Linked DNA regions of Homo sapiens: region 1 is linked to region 2. Evidence: read pairs that join two places in POLR2A ChIA-PET (ENCODE). Cell type or tissue: A673. All regions are shown on one strand. Each heading gives the region's core, and the rest is flanking DNA. Links, peaks and the distances in the headings are about the cores only.

Region 1 (8,361 bases), core at 2,232-7,231, 360 kb before region 2:
ATTGATGGAGCTCTTTAGATAGAAACCTACTGAGCAAAAGGCACAGCTCTGGGAAAGAAAACCATCCATGCTGGCGGTAATTAGCACAGGGATCAGAGTCAAGCCTGGGTGAGGGTTGGAAATAGTAAAAGATGAAGTTCAGGTTTCATTTCTTAAGTACTTATAAGGTGTCAGGCACTCTGTTCAGCCCTTGACTGACATTTTCTTGTTTAAGTATAGCAACAACATTAAGGGATCAGTATTATCTCGTGTTTCATTGTAACATGAGGAGGTTGCGGCTCAGAGAGGTTTGGTAAGTAGCCCAAAGTCACACAGCAAGTAGGTGGAAAAGCCAAAAGGCAAACCCAGTTCTACCTGTGTCCAAGTTTATGTGTTTCTTGGGAGCTCTTTTTGTCCTTTTTTTCACTTCTCCAGATCGTACTCCTCCTTGCAGCAGAGGCTTAGCAGAGGGAATAAAGTGAGGCCAGGAGGCAAAGTGTCCCATCCTGCCCATGCTGCCTGTAGCCACTGCCTGGCAAGGACCATATTTCTTCTCCCACTCACATGGCCCTGGGGGTGGTACCGAAACCAGGAAGGGGTGGCCAATATCTCTTCTTTGGCCTTCTTGGTCCTTCTGCTTTATGTCTGTATTTTTGATATCTTTGATATGTATTTTCTAAAAAGCAGGAAAATAATAATGGAATTTGACTTGCACTGTGCTATATACTCTACATGTCATATGGCTCCAGTGAGATTTAAGTTCAACAGTAAATAACAGGAAATTCTCTCAAAATGGATTTTTGTAAAGGTTAGTTCATTCCTCTCTTAAAAGAAATCCACAGGTCAGCAGTGTAAGGGCTGTATGATGGCTTCATGAAGCTTCAGAGAGGCCCTGCCTCCTTTCTTCTTAGTCTTCTACCATCTTTATTCTGCTGCCTCTTGGACCAAGATGGCTGCTTGAGCTCCAGCTATCACTTCTGTTCTCCAACCAGCAGGAAAAGGAAGCAGGTCAAACACCATTGCTTTCTCAATTTAAGGGCCTTCCCTAGAAGCTGATCACAGCATTTCCATTTATAAGTCACTGGCCAGAATGTAGTTAAACAGAACAACTAGCTGCAAGAATACTTAGAAATATAGTCTTTATTTCAGGCTGCCATGTGCCCAGGTCAAAATCCATTACTAGAAAAGAAAGAGAGAATACATATTTAGGTAGACATGGAGCAGTTCCTGCCACAAATCTATTAACTTATTTGATCTTTATTATCATACAATCCTATGAGTTGGATACAAGTATCCTCACTTTATAGATAAGGAAATTGAGTCTCAGAGAGGTTAACTTATCGAAGGTCACACAAGCTGTTAATGGAGGAGCTGGGACTGAAGTGTGTTTATCTGGCTCTAAAGATGTTCGGTCCTCACCCCTACACCTTAGACACAGAGTGCAAGTATTGAATTGATATTCATGGGTTTTTTATTGGGTGCAGGGGGAGTGTTTTTATTTTTCCTAACTAAGATGTAGACATACCCTTTATACCTTAATTCAACTGAGAAAGTGTTAACATTTTCCAAAATAAGTGTGACTAGGAAACCAAGGAGAAACAGAAACCACAATGTAATGAAATGGCGGGGCTTAGAGAGCACAGATTTAGTGTCCTGAAATCATGAAGGCCCGGCCAAGGCTGTAGAGGATGCGCAGGCTCACCTTAAAGGGCACACAGGCCTCGGTGCCTCTCCTGGCCTTCATCCAGTTGTTCTTAAACTTGCCCAGGGTGAGGAGTATTCATCAACAGATGGTTCCACTAGCTCAGCTTTTGTGATGTTTGGCTTTGATCTAGGCTAGTACCTGGGCCTCCTCTCCCTGCCATCTCATGCCAGCCAGTGGGTCCACCCTGGAGCTGGCTCACTGCATGCTGCAGCCTCTATCTGATGTCCTAAGTGAACCAGCACCAGTCCAGCATCCAGGCCTATAGAAAACCTCCATCATGAAGCTAATTAGCATAGCATAGGCGAAAGACACACCCCAGCCTGAGGAATGTCAAAGCCTTTTCTCTTCTCAGGTTACAGAAGACTTCTTATTTCCCCAGATGCTTTCTGCAGATAATTCTGGCACTTCCTCTCCAGCCAGGAGAATAATGAACCAAAGAAATCAGTCTTAGTCCATATAGTACAGTGGTCTCTGCAGAAGGCCGGCTCTCTTATAACCAGACACATTTTTGTTTCTGAGTGATTTTCTCTCTCCCACCCTCTCTCCCTCTTTTTCTCCATCCTGGCCTTCCTCTTTTCCTTCCTTCCTTCCTTCCTTCCTTCCTTCCTTCCTTTTCCTCCCTCCTTCTTTTTCCTCCCTCTTCTTCCTTCCTCCCTCCTCCCATTCCTTTCACCCTCTTGGTTTCTCTTTTCTTCTCTCTCTTGCTTTCTTGCAGGGTGCATGTGTCTCTGTGTGTGTGTGTGTGTGTGTGTGTGTGTGTGTGTGTGTGTGTGTGTTTCTATACTTGATCTTAGCCAAAAGGCTGAGAACCCATGTGTGTATTTCTGTAAGAGAGCAGACACAGTGCCTGCACCCAGCCAGTAATGGGATTCAGTGTTTTAAATGATACCCAGCAAAAAAGTCTTCACCTGAACTAGAAAAAGAGAGTGCATTCGGAAAAGCCTTCTCGGAAGACGTGGCATGGGGACACCAAAACAAATAAGCATGGAGACAAGAACTTTTGAAAACAGAATGATTTGTTCTCAGGCTCTTCTATCAAACCACCAGTCTTTTTGCCTGTGTCTAGGAGCCACCACCCTTCTGCAAGGAAATGAACAGCTACTTTGAAGCTAACAAAGCCACCTGAAGACGATCATGAGCTCCGGTTCTCTTGAAACTGCCTCCCTGGTTAGTTGCATGATTCAGGGTTTGTTTGCCAAAGAAATGAATGATTTAGGATCTTGTGCAGCTGTTTTTCTCTTTATAGAAGTTTCAGGTTTTTGTGCAAAGGAAATGCTCTAGAATGAACTGAGTTCCTCCACATCCCCATTCAGACCTTTCAGACTGGAAAAGTCTTGGCTTGGACCGTACACCTTCCAGCCTCAGACACAAATGCCTTTATCAGGCCCAACCCCACATAACCCTAAATGTGCAACAAGGAGGCACTGCTGACTTCCTCCTCCTCTTCCTCCTTCTCCTGTGTACACAGCCGTTATCCAGCTTGAGTGTCTGTCTGTCTGTCTGTTGTACTTGAAAGAATAGATGCTTTGTTCTCACACTTCGAGTTAGAACAACTTTTATCCACACTGACTTGTGAAGGCCCAGGATGCTCCTGTGGGACCTTGTTCATTTTCAGGATTTACATTACAATCCTGAATTCAGCACTCAGAAGAGATGTCACTGTCTCAGAGTAGGCAAAATCCTTTCTCTTTATGAAATGTTCCATAAAAAAAAAAAAAAAAAACAAAACCAGTGTCTGCTTTATAGCTGGAAAGAGTCACAAGTATATCATGCACCTGCCAGATTTCACTTCTTTTTGGAAAAGATAGTGCATTCCCACATATTATCATGCAGTCTCCCAGAAGGTTTGCCAGGCAGGAAGCAGAATGAATGACACAGATTTTCTTTTCTTATCACGCAGGTAAACTCGTTGCTCCTCATTTTAAAATAATGGCTTAAAAAAGATTTTTAAACCATAACTTATAGGAAAAAACCTGACCACTATGGAGGGTTTCATGTTAGATCAGTAAAAGTTAATGACTCCGGTGTGCCACAATGTTCTTAAGCACTTTTTCTATTCAACAGATCCTTATTAAGCATATATTGTATAAATAAATTTATGATATGCCCTGCTGGGAATGATAGACACATAAGAACTAGGCCTGGGCCTTAGAAGATAGCAATCTGGTAATTATAAATGGTTACTATTCACTGAGCAGGTCATGTGTGCCAAGCACTTCAGCTACCGTCACAACAGCTGGAAAACCCATCTTTATTCCCAGCAAATTAAGACTCAAATAAATTAGGTAGCTTTCAAAGTCAAAGACCTAGCAGATCATAAGAGTCAGAATTCACATCTGGGTGTGGATGACTCCAAAGCTCATTCTGTTTTCCACTACTCTATGCCACCTCTCCATTTAGCCAGGGATGTTTATCAGTCAGGGTCTTATCGGGAGACAGAAACCAGACCCCTTATTTTAAGCTGCTCACTAGGTAACTGAAAGAGTATAAAGAGAGCTCTTAAGGTGTCAAGAAGATAACAACTGCAGGAAGCAGCTACTACCCCTAAGGCTGAGGAAGTAAAAAGGGAGAAGCTGCAATGATGAAAACTTAGAATGTAGAGGGTGGGCCCTATGGAGCTGGAGCTTGGGCCTCTGAAGAGTGGATGCCGCTTGCTAGTGCTGATGTCTCTGAGCTCAAAGGAGTCTGAGGCTCAGACTCTGAGAAGCCTGGTGTCCACATTTTGGAGGGCAGTGCAACCAAGCTGGTTCTGAAGTGTTTGGGAGAACTGTCACCTGGATTCTTCCACTGCAATGGGAAGGAACTGCCACTGCCAGAGTGAAGAAGCGGTGTTGGGTGACACTCACAGGACTAGGACGCGGACAGGAAAGAGTAAGTCTCTGCTTCCTTCTTCAGCCTCACAGCCTACCTGTAGCCATTCTGTTGGCAGCGCCCGACATAGTTTCAGCTAGCAAAGCAGAAAGATGGTTTGCATCATAAAACAGAGTCGAGAAGGTAGACTTCGAACTGAATGACAGCTACTTGCTAACTAGCCCAGGAGGCAAGATCAAAGAAAACATCATCGTAGGTATTGCATGATCATGTCTCTGATGACTCTATGGATTATAAATACTCTGGAATTGAGAAACTAGTTAATGGTTGTATGTAAGGCTCTTGCTACTGAACTTGGATATTCTTGGGGGCAGGGACTATGTTCTTTTCATGCCTCTGTCTCCAAAACCTTCCTGGTAGTAGAAAGATGCTCAGCAGGGGCCAGTTAAAGAAAGGAATAACTCTAATGCTATAAGCTGTTATAAGGCTGTATGTGTTTTGCTGCTGGAGTTTTGAGATCCAGTTCTGAACCCTAGGGGCTCTTCTATTCCTGACTCAGAAGTGTGGAGGATTAAAGGGACTGGTTACTCTTAGTGAGAGCAGACTAAAGTGGTCCTTACTAAGGGATGGCAGCGTTAGAGTCTGTCCCAAGGGAGGCTCTTCCAGCCCTGGCTGGAAGTGTTCAGGATTGCTTCTCTATGGTGCTGTTTGTCTATTGCATGATGTTTGGTCCTGCCTTCAATACCAGAACCACCTTCTTCCTCTCTGGCTCCTGTCCCTCCCTTGTGTCTCACTATTGTTAGGCCTTGGAACATGTGTGTTTGCCTGGAGTTGTGGACGCAAACACTCCCATAATCACAGCACATACTTAGAGATCTGGAATAGAGAAAGAGGCAAGAGTCTGGGCCCTTAAGCTCCTGGTAATTACCATGGGTGATGCATGGATTCCTAGAAGCCCAGCATATCAGCTCTGTTAGAGCACTGGAAAGGGACTTAGAAGTCTACTGATTCAGCACCCTCATTTTACAGGTACAGAAACCGTAACTCAAAGGTAAAGAGTTACAGTTTGGGAATCACCTCTCTCAAACTCTACAGCTAGTAAGCCAGTCCAGAGTATTTTGCACAGTGTCCCATGGGTCCCTGCCCCTCTTTGCTGCACTTTTTTTTTTTTTTAAATGGAGTCTCACTCTGTAGCCCAGGCTGGAGTGCAATGGCATGATCTCGGCTCACTGCAACCTCTGCCTCCTGGGTACAAGTGATTCTCCTGCCTCAGCCTCTCAAGAAGCTGGGATTACAGGCATGTGCCACCATACCCGGCTAATGTTTGTATTTTTATTAGAGACAGGGTTTTGCCATGTTCGCCAGGCTGGTCTTGAACTCCTGACCTCAGGTGATCCGCCCGCTTTGGCCTCCCAAAGTGCTAGGATTACAGGTGTGAGCTACCGTGCCTGGCCTGCTGCACATTTTTGAATTGAATACAAACATTTCAGTAGAACATACTTGATGTGAGGCACAGAACTTTTGCATATTGTTAGAATCCTGAGTTGAATTAAATTAAATATTTTATTTGGAAAACACTGGGGCATTCTGGATTAGTTTCACCTTAAAGGTTTTATGTAGTATAGTATAATAACATTTTGTTCTAAATATGATTGCTAAATGATGCATTCATATAAATATATAAACATGGATTCATAAAAAAGAAATAAACATATATAAACATATATAATCTAAAGCCCTTGGAACCAGAGTTTTCTAGTTCATATTTCCAACTATAGGGAAATATTAAAGATAAAGTGGCTTACTAAAGGCTTTTCTATTCAACATGGATCAGCAACAAATTGATACTTGGTGGTATTTCCACCGGTAGCCAGTTTGTTCCACTGTTTCATTCCATCCATTTAAATCAGTAATCCTTACAGCCACACTGCTCCTGGCACTGAGACAAGCAGAAGCGACCAGCAAAGAGGAGGGGAAGGTCATCTTAAGTCTCTCAAGGCCCTGAGAGCAGCTGGTCAGCATCATAACCTCCCCGCTCCTTCCCCCCTGTTACTCAGGTCCCTCCCCAGAACTCTCCTGACCTGGCCAAATTTAACTTTGAGTTAACCTTGCCATTGCAAGCACAGCGCCTTCTGTCCAGATAAACCACACACAGTTTATGGAAAAGTCATGGAAAGGCAAGACTGAATGAGGAAATTTCTGTTTTTCTGGAAGGTTTTCTTGAGCCCTTTGCGAGAATTCATTTCCACTCTCCCTAGATGGGTATGATGGCGGGATAATGGACGCAGGAAACTTATCAAACATCATATATCAAAATCTATGCTTTATTCTATTGTTTGGATGCCTCATGAACTTCTCTTCATTATTTTCATCATCACTCTTCCTTTAAAAAAAAAACTATTATGAAGAACTCTGACATGAACATCTGTGAATCTACCCTTTTCTTTATTAGGAAAGGTTCCCAGAAGTGAGACTTCTGAATCAACACATGTAAAGATTTCTAAGTCCCTCTCTCAATATTGCAAAATTTCTTTCCCAGAAGCGGGTTCTGTTATCACAGTTCCTCTTGTAGTGTATAAAAGTGTCAGTTTCACACATGCTTGCAGACCTGGACTATTTTCTTTTTTTATTTTAAAGAACTGATTTGATGTTAAAAGAAAAAGCATATGATTGTTATTTTTCTTTATGTATGTGTTCGATCATTAATAAGGTTGAACATTTTAATTAAATATATGTTAGTCACAAGAGCAGAGACTATTTTGCTTATTGCTTGATCCCTAATGGTGCCTGATGCATAGGAGACACCCAATATTTTCTAAAATGAAATTTTAAATTATGGCCTTTCCTCATTTTTCCATTGGGAAATAATGTTTTTAATGACAAGATATTTGAAAATAATAGGATTCTATGCTGGCAAGACTAAGAGGAGTTTATTAATCCGATTATGATAAGTAGCATACAAATTAAGCTTTCACATGAGTGAATTGGTTTACCTTCCTAATTTGGGGAGATTGATATAGTCTCAAGCACAAAATTGTGAAAAGAAGTCACTAAAATGAGTTTTTATTCTGGCTTGACCAAGAATTAACCATGTGATTTTGCATAAGTTCCGTATGTTTTCAGTGCCTCATCCACAAGGCAGAGTAATATAAAACAAAAGTCAATGGATTTGTCCTCTTTTATTTTACAAAACCACCTGGATGATATAAAGGAATAATTCAAGATAATAACTAAAGATAAAACATTTGAAATGCAAAATGTCATATGCAAATACAAGTGCAAAGTATTAGTATTTCGCTCGCAGAGTTCCTGTTACAGGGCTCATTTTCTTTAACTTGGTATCTGGTATGTAATAAGTGTACGATACGTTACTTCCAAAGTTCTTGCTTTTACTCTGTGATTCTGAAATGCCCCATAGATTGAAAAATAAAGTGGTTATGAAAAGTAATTGCTGCTTCTATATTTGAATTAAAATTTGCTTACAAAGAATTAATTCAGAATAAAGCTTTCCTTCCGACTTTCCTCCCAAAGAAAGCTTTAATATGATACACAGAACTGTTCATAATATTTAGTAGGAAAATAACCACTAAAATGAAAGAGGATAATCCAGGTAGTGAAATCCTGATTTGCTCAATGTTTATTAGTGTACGTAGCTAATTTGAAACAATCCAAATTCTCAACTATAGAAATGGAAAAGCACATTACATTTATCTTAACGTGATAGAATGCTACTTAGGCAATGATGGAAAATATATAGTCTATGTCATTATATGGAAATGTGCATAGAAAGTACTGGCATGCAAGAAATAGAACACAAAACAATGCACACACCCAGATTACAGCCATATGAAAACATACGAATACAT
Region 2 (8,361 bases), core at 2,311-7,310:
TGAACTCCTGACCTCAGATAATCCACCCACCTCAGCCTCCCAAAGTGCTGGGATTACAGGCATGAGCCACCGCTCCTGGCCAAAAAACTAAATTACTTCGAATGTTATTCAGTGCTGTCATTGTATTCATCAAATCCCCCTCCCCGGCATCACTACATGATCACGTTAGAGGAAAATGAAGGTATAAAATTTCCCCATTAGTTATATTCTTGAAATAGGAATAGGTTTTTAGCACTGGAGAATATGATTCATTTTACAATTGGTGCAGAGCCATCAGTGAGGCATTTTACTGTTCAATGTACCTCCAGTGCTTTTAATCAAGCATGAACATAAGGCTCAAGAGTCTAATATAAAGCTAAAATGAAGATCCACATTGCTAAATTGGTGTGATATATATAATTAAGTGCAAGGAAATGCACTTAACCGAAAAAAAAAATGTGGAATAAAATGAATTTGAAGTAACTGTTAAACTTGTATTGTTGTAACGTAGTAATACATGAAGTTAAAATATGTAGAACTGATTTTGCAGTTAATGGTCTTTTTCTCCTTCATGTGCTAGATTTCAACTGCAGCTGACACTTTTAGAATTTAGTTTCACCAAAAGTTACTGTCAGTCCTTTAAAATGAAGGTGTTTTTTTTTCTTTTTCTTTTTTTGGTTTTAACTTTCTTCAGCAGGAAGTATTTTTTTCTTAATTCAGTGCAACCTCAGTTAACAGAAACATTTGAGCAGTGGGGTGTTAAAATGATTTTACTTAAACAAATTAAAAAGCTTTTGTTTCCACTCTTAAGTGTTCAAATTTCGTCTTTCCTGCCTTCATAGGTGAAGTATATTGAACCTAATTTATTATTCCTTTTTCTTTTTAATTCAGTCTTTGATCTGAAGGTAAAAGTCTTTCGCTATTCAAGTCAACGTTGTAAACATTAAGGCACAATAGGACATTTGTAAAAGTATTTTTAATTTCTATAGATGAATAAAAATATTTTATGGTAACTTATTTCTCCCCCTCTTCCCACCCCCTAAAAGGATAGCACAGCAGAAACAATCGCTTGTTTGTGCTTTTGCTATAGGTTAGAGAAAGTGAGGACATGTCATTTCCCTCTTAATCAAATATAAGCCCTCATACTGTTCTCCACTAGCCTTGTGCTTTGAGGCTTGGGGTCACCCTGTTAAAATTTGCTAGAATGAGGAACAGAGGAGACTCTCCCTCCCCAAGTCTGTGCCTTCAGTCTCTGCTACTTACATCCACCCAGTGTTGGCAAAATCACCAGCAGCTCCCCGAGCTTCTGTTTTTTTTTTTTGAAAAAATTATAAAATATGAAACTGTGTGTAAAAAAATGCGCATGTACATAAATTTTTTTTTTTACCATTTCCCAAAAGATTGAAAATTAAAGGATTTAATTCAGGAAGTGAGCAAGGAAACAAATTGTAAAAAAACAAAACAAATCAAAAAACAAACTTTAAAAGTATTCTTCTATTCCTGTGGAAAGATTACTTTTGAAGAAAGGATTAATAATATTCTGTTATCTTCAGTCATCTAACAGACTCCTTATAGATAGGAAAGTATGTCACATCAGTAATTTCCTCTGCTCTTTTCTAACAGAAACTTTTCATGGCTTTTTCAAGCCTGGTGGAAAGAGAGCTTTCTACCTCTGTTTGCATGGGGGTGCATGCCATTTGCTCTTCCCAGAGTGTGTGTTTATACACGCACCATGCCTTCCTGTGCCTGGAACCCTCTCTTGGATGAAGATTCTTTTGACTTGACCTGTAATGGACATTCACTTTTTTTCATGTTGAGGAATAGTGAAATAGAGATTTCATCCATGTTTCCGTCATTCCGTCCACTGAAACTGTCTTATAATGGAAAGCTCGCCAAAACTATTCCTCATAAAATGAGAAACTATTGCAATTATCACCTTAGCATAAAGTGATAGAGCTTTGGGAAATTATCCAAACATGGTACCTCTTTCCCTGTTGCAATTAAAATCATTTTTTCAAAGTTCAAAATAATTAGTATATTATTCTTCACCTTATCAGTAATAAAAACCTGCTAAGAGAGTGTGTCAATTTACTACACATTCATCAAGTATTAATTGAGCACCTATTGCAGGCCCTCATCACCTCACAGTGCAGTGAGAAGCAGCAGTCAATAAGTAAATGCACACTGTGCAGGGGTGTGAACATCTGAGTACATGTTACAGACGGAAATAACTCTTATAGCAGATCAGTGGTTTTGTGGAGGTTTTTTTGTTTTGGTTTTTTGTGTTTTTTTTTTTTTTTTTTTTGGTTTGGTTTTGGTTTTGAGACAAGGTATTGCCCTGTTGCCCAGGCTGGAATGCAGTAGCAAGATCACTGCAACCTCAAACGCCTGGGTTCAAGCAATCCTCCTCCCTCAGCCTCCCCAGTAGCTGGGACTACAAGCAAGCACCACCATGCCCCGCTACATTTTTGTTTTTTTCTGTAGAGACAGGATCTCATTATGTTGCCCAGGCTGGTCTCAAACTCTCGGCCTTAAGATATCCTCCTGCCTCAGCCTCTCCAAGTGCTGGAGTTAAAAGTGTGAGCCACCATGCCTGGCCCAGCCCATTGTTTTAAGCCCTTAAGATCCCTAGTGGGGGCCAGAGGCAGAAGCGGGAAAGACCCATGTCTGTGTCTTGTCTTTGGACTGCTCTGTTCCAGGACACAGGGTCTCTTGGACTAAGCAGCATGCACAGAGGGCACTGGAGGTCCATCCGTGGCCAGAGGCACATTTTTTGCTTCATCAACATTTGTCTCTGATTTGGATATGGGGCCAGTACAGCCGTGCTTGTATGCATTGCTTTGATAGAACATAGGAACTGTCTGGAACAGAGCGGGGAAGACTGTTACCAGGTTGTACCTGCCCAGAGCACACACCCTGCCGTGTCAGTCCCTACACGGCACCAGATTGTTGGAAGCTGATTGCAAAAGCTTGTGTGTGCCACCCAAATAAAGTGAACCAGCTTGAGGGACCACATGTCTTCACCCTTTTGTGAGGCAGTTGGGCTGGAAACAGTTAATTATCTGCCCAGAGTTGGGTGTCTGTGTCCAAATGTGTCTCTCCCCACAGTTAGTCTTGTACCTTACAATAATCGCACATCCAATAGAGGGAATGAGGGCATTCATTTGAGAACAGACTTATCAGCAAACTGCATAATGTTGATAAAGCTTAGCTTTATGTGTGGCTTTTTCTGTCTTAATGGCTTGAGAAACCTGAGAATATTATTAGATTTGCAAATCTGGAGGTTCTAAATTCCTACTCTCCCAAAACTCACCCCATGCATAGAAAAATCCAGCAATGACAGCAATAAAACTGTGTCCTCATTTTGCTTCCCATTTAGCTGCCAATAACTATTGGCATTAAAATCTAGGTCATAGGGAGGTCTTGGAAGAACAGGGCTGAAAATAAGGGAGAAGCTACATTTTCGTCAATAGAAACAATGCTGCCTCCCATTTCCTAAAGTTTTTTCCTAGTACCAGAACCATTGCCCTTTGGAGAATTATATAAAGCACATTAGACTTTAGGACTAGGCGAAATCATTCTCCTTCCTATATTTAATTACTCCCTGAAACCCTCCAGTGTACATGATTTATAATGGATTTATTTTGTTGTGTTGTTAATGAACCTTGTGCCTCTTTTAATAATACCCATCTTAATATTTAAATTTAAATCTATTTAATACTTAATGTTGCTATCTTTTGGATCTCTTGCGTTGGTACTGTGCGTGCCTGGCTTTAAAGAAAGGTAGAGAATCTTTTCTTCATTTGATCCTTGATCTATAACTCAAAGCTGTTTTTATGCATTTTGTGTTTTCTGATTTTATATCCTTCATGTTCTTGTTTTTAAGCAGTATTAGTAGTGAAAACTGGCTGCGCGTGGTGGCTCATGTCTGTAATCCTAGAACTTTGGGAGGTTGAGGCAGGCAGATCACTTGAGCCCAAGAGTACGAGACCAGCCTGGACAACATGACAAAACCCAGTCTCTACAAAAAAATACAAAAATTAGCGAGGCGTGGTGTCATGTGCCTGTAGTTCCACTTCCTCTGGAGGCTGAGTTGGGAGAATCATATGAGCCCAGGAGGTCGAGGCTGCAGTGAGCTATGATCATACCACTGCACTCCAGCCTGAGTAACAGTGAGACCCTATCTCAAAAAAAAAAAAAAAAAAAAGAAAAGAAAATTCTTTTTCCCTCCTTTAAATAGACCTTTAGTATCTTTATTTTTTATCTCTGTCATTTAGAGCATTGCTATTCAAAAGGTAGCCTAAGTTCCCTTGGTCCACTCCCCGGTAATTCAAAATTTGCATTTTAACGAGTGCTCCAGGGAGATGGATGTGCACAGTAAAGTTTGAGAAACTCTGGTTGGGAGCAGTAGAGCCCGTGACAGTGAGCATCTCTTGTATAAGCAGGGACAAGAAGGGATTTCCAGGATGGCATGTGTATAAGCTCGTTGTGTAGGTTATCCCATAACCTTGATCTTAACCATGAGGACCTGACATCCAAACCAGATAAAGATAAACACAGTTATGTGATAAAGTTTCACTGACTGACTCCTCCCTAACAGGCTGCTCTGCAGGCCTGGAGCAGGGACTGGGCATCTGGAATTTTAAAAACAACACAGATGATTCCAATGCATAACCAGCCGAGGATTCGCCCAGACCAAGCCCAGAGAGGAAAGAGGGTGATCTCAGTAGGAATCCCTATCAAAACCACTGCTGCCCCACAGTCATAACTCACAATAGTGGCCACCAGAGGGGCCAAGGAGACCCAGAAATTAATAGTGCATTTACGCTGTTTAATTACAAGGCACCATTGGGTTTTCTTGGTTGCATCCCAAGTTAGTATTGCCTCTAACTCTTAAACACATAGGGTTTTAGAGCTGGAAGAGAAGCACAATATGTTGTTTATCACTGTCACTGTCAGACATTCAAGTACAAAGAATTTTCTGCAGGTAAGCAGGCTTGACATGCAAAATTTCAGTTTCCCTAAAATGCCTAGTAAAGATGATGGTTTATGTTGAGTTTAATTTTTTTAAATTAAAAATTAGGTTGCATTCTACAAAGAAAATTTACAACAAAATGTTAGTTAAGGAATAGAAGTAATTTAGGTGAACTCCATGGTCAAGGATAGTGCCCATTGTGTGAAATTATGATGACTGGTTTGTATTTAAAGCTGGCAGATGAAAGTTAGGTTATCCTGATATTTAAAGAGAGAAAGGTGTTTGAAGATAAATGAGGTCAGTTGTGGACCAGATCTTGGGAAGGAAACAGACTCTTCTGTCTCTTCTGCACTCCCTTGTTTGTGCCCCAGCCTCATTTGATGAGTGGGTAGCAGGGTATAGAGGAGAGAACACAGGGCCTCAGCTTGTGTGAATGACTTTGAGCTCCACATTTCCTTATGTGAGTCATATCACGTTAGCTGTTTCTTATAGTTCCGTGTCATCCACAGACTTGCCATTCAAGTCTACAGCTTCATTCAGATTCTGAATAAGAACACTGAGCAAGTTAGGGCCAGGGACATCATTGCCGCAGTGAGGGTGGCCTTCAGTACAAAGGTGTGTATGGTGACTGACCCCCTCCTGGTTTGCCTGAGACTGTAGAGTTTCATGGGATGTGGGACTTTCAGTGCTGAAACTAGCACAGTTCCACGCTGACTAGGATTGTTGGCCAGTCCTAGGCATGGATTGTACAGCTGCTGAAGCCCATCAAATGAAAGGTACTGCCTATCCTGCAGCCCCATTCTTGCTTATTATACACAAGTATGATGAGAAATCAATGTCCTGCTGAAGTTGAAGACACTACTTATCCTGAGAAAGAGCTGTCCTGCCGAAGTTAGACATCAAAGCTAGAGAGCATTTCCTGCTCATCAAGAAACCCCACCAGAAAAGCAACCAGGTTGGTTTGGCTTGACTGGTTCTTGTGATGCCCACCTCTGACTCCTAATGATAATGGCCCCCAAGCCTGTGCTATCACCTGTCTTAGAATTTTGCCAGGTATCGGCCTTAATGTTTGACACAGGAATCATCTTAGGATTAAATTTCAGATTTTTCATCTGCAGTAGTGACCACATTGATCTTAGTTTTAATATTTTTGAGACCGCCTCTCATAGCATTTTTAATGTTGAGACCACCTCTTTGAGCATTTTTTTAAGGTCACATATATATCGAAATCTAAACTATTTTGTAAAGCCCATGTAATTGTTAAGTGCCTTGTTAGCATATTTTTCTTAATTCATGTTTCAAGTAAATGGACTTATTTGGCTGTTGACACGTTTTCCTTTTCTTTTCTAATAGTCATACCCATCTAATTACATGGAATCCATGAAGCCTAACAAGTATGGGGTCATCTACTCCACACCATTGCCTGAGAAGTTCTTTCAGACCCCAGAAGGTCTGTCGCACGGAATACAGATGGAGCCAGTGGACCTCACGGTGAACAAGCGGAGTTCACCCCCTTCGGCTGGGAATTCGCCCTCCTCTCTGAAGTTCCCGTCCTCACACCGGAGAGCCTCGCCTGGGTTGAGCATGCCTTCTTCCAGCCCACCGATAAAAAAATACTCACCCCCTTCTCCAGGCGTGCAGCCCTTCGGCGTGCCGCTGTCCATGCCACCAGTGATGGCAGCTGCCCTCTCGCGGCATGGAATACGGAGCCCGGGGATCCTGCCCGTCATCCAGCCGGTGGTGGTGCAGCCCGTCCCCTTTATGTACACAAGTCACCTCCAGCAGCCTCTCATGGTCTCCTTATCGGAGGAGATGGAAAATTCCAGTAGTAGCATGCAAGGTAAATTCCGCCACTGCTCCATGCTGCTGCACTTGCTTAGCGTACTGGCGCTTCACCAGATGGGGTGGGTGAGGAAGCATGGGGGCAAGAGCTGTTGAACTCTTCAAAGGAAATACTCATCTGCCTAAGGCATTTCCTTCCCCCGCCCCCCCAAAGTGTTGATACTGGAAGAGATCCCAAGAATCAGGCTGTCTGTTTGATACCATGACATGATTACTTTCACTATGTAATGGTCAACTTGGGGATAGAAAGAATCTTGACTTTATGTTGCTTTCTTGAATACCAACATGGTTCTAGGTACAAAAGGCATTTAATAAATCCTTTTTGATTGTGGTGAAAACTAATGGTGATCAAAAGCTACCTTGTTTATCAGCTGGTCATAGAGGACTAAGGGGTTGAAAGGAAATAATCCAGAATTATAAGAACGAATCATTTCAGGGCTGGTGTCTTATAATCTAGGTCCCTATATTTGCTGCTTACTGGCAAAATAATGGTCAGGAGAGGTGAGAATCTCCCACAGATTTGTTCCTGCTATAGTCTGCCAAAGGCAAATAAACCTGTCATATCTGTGTTGTAGGTAGGAGCTATGCAGTAAGCTTTTAAAAGCTGAAATTGGTAAACTGTACGTGAAGTGACTTTTCTATTTTTATTTTTTAGTACCTGTAATTGAATCATATGAGAAGCCTATATCACAGAAAAAAATTAAAATAGAACCTGGGATCGAACCACAGAGGACAGATTATTATCCTGAAGAAATGTCACCCCCCTTAATGAACTCAGTGTCCCCCCCGCAAGCATTGTTGCAAGAGTAAGTATATTTAGGTCTACCCAGCATTTGCATAGTAGTGTGCATCTTGGAACCTGGAGCAGAAGCACAAGATTTCACACGTGTGATGTGGTGTGGATGACCAGGAACGGCTTGTGATCTGTGGCCGCCACTGGTCCAGTACCACTGGTCAAGATGGGAGAATCTCTCCAAAAACAATATGCTGTTACACTGACAACGTTATGACAAAAGTTACATCAAGTTTTCATGGAATCAGTCATCCATGATTTTGCACCTTACCACATGAATTATTTTTGTTTTTTTTCCATTCTTCCAGGCTATGTATACTTAGTTTTTCCATTATGAGAATCCTTGTATAGATTAAACTTGGTGTTCTGTGGATCATGTAAAGTTTTCATGTGGACACACATAGTCCTTACAGAGTGTATAGTATCCTGTAGAATTGCTATCCAGTAGGAAGGCTGTGCAGTGTTGGTCAGCATCCAAGCACCTGAATGGTGGTTTCTTGTAGGTCTAACATGGTATAATGTGGTAGTTGCCACACACAGCTTCAGTAACCTCATTTGTGGGATCCTGCTGTAGATAACCTTGACCTCCACCAGTGATTACACTGAAGGCTGGGTTTGTAGTTGCTAAGAAGATGGTTTTCGGGTCCAACAAGGATCCCACCTCTGCTCTCTGCCATATGTATGATCTTGGACTAGTCACTTAATCTTGCTGCCCCATTTCTGTTTTCATTATTGATTGTAGTTGTGATTGTCTTGTGTTATGGTGCTTCAG

Evidence for each region. Peaks named below come from ENCODE experiments on the same cell type or tissue, not always from the same donor. Only the 100,000 strongest peaks of a DNase experiment are listed, where the experiment ranks them.
Region 1: POLR2A ChIA-PET joins it to region 2 with 9 read pairs; 18 of 35 experiments call an interaction of 5 or more read pairs at or near these places.

Annotation. Positions count from the first base shown.
Region 1 is chr4:38,326,408-38,334,768 of GRCh38, forward strand. No RefSeq gene overlaps it. Among named protein-coding and RNA genes, the nearest start is that of LINC02513, 36 kb to the right of the region's middle. In A673, for the core only: no CTCF peak of the experiment used is centred there; no DNase peak of the experiment used is centred there; H3K27ac peaks cover 650 bases.
Region 2 is chr4:38,682,278-38,690,638 of GRCh38, forward strand. It overlaps KLF3 (KLF transcription factor 3), which reads left to right. Exons shown (of 6, transcript NM_016531.6): 3 at 6,308-6,794; 4 at 7,452-7,602. Among named protein-coding and RNA genes, the nearest start is that of KLF3-AS1, 22 kb to the left of the region's middle. RefSeq lists enhancers at 4,936-5,105, 5,854-6,023 and cis regulatory regions at 5,021, 5,939. In A673, for the core only: no CTCF peak of the experiment used is centred there; no DNase peak of the experiment used is centred there; H3K27ac peaks cover 371 bases.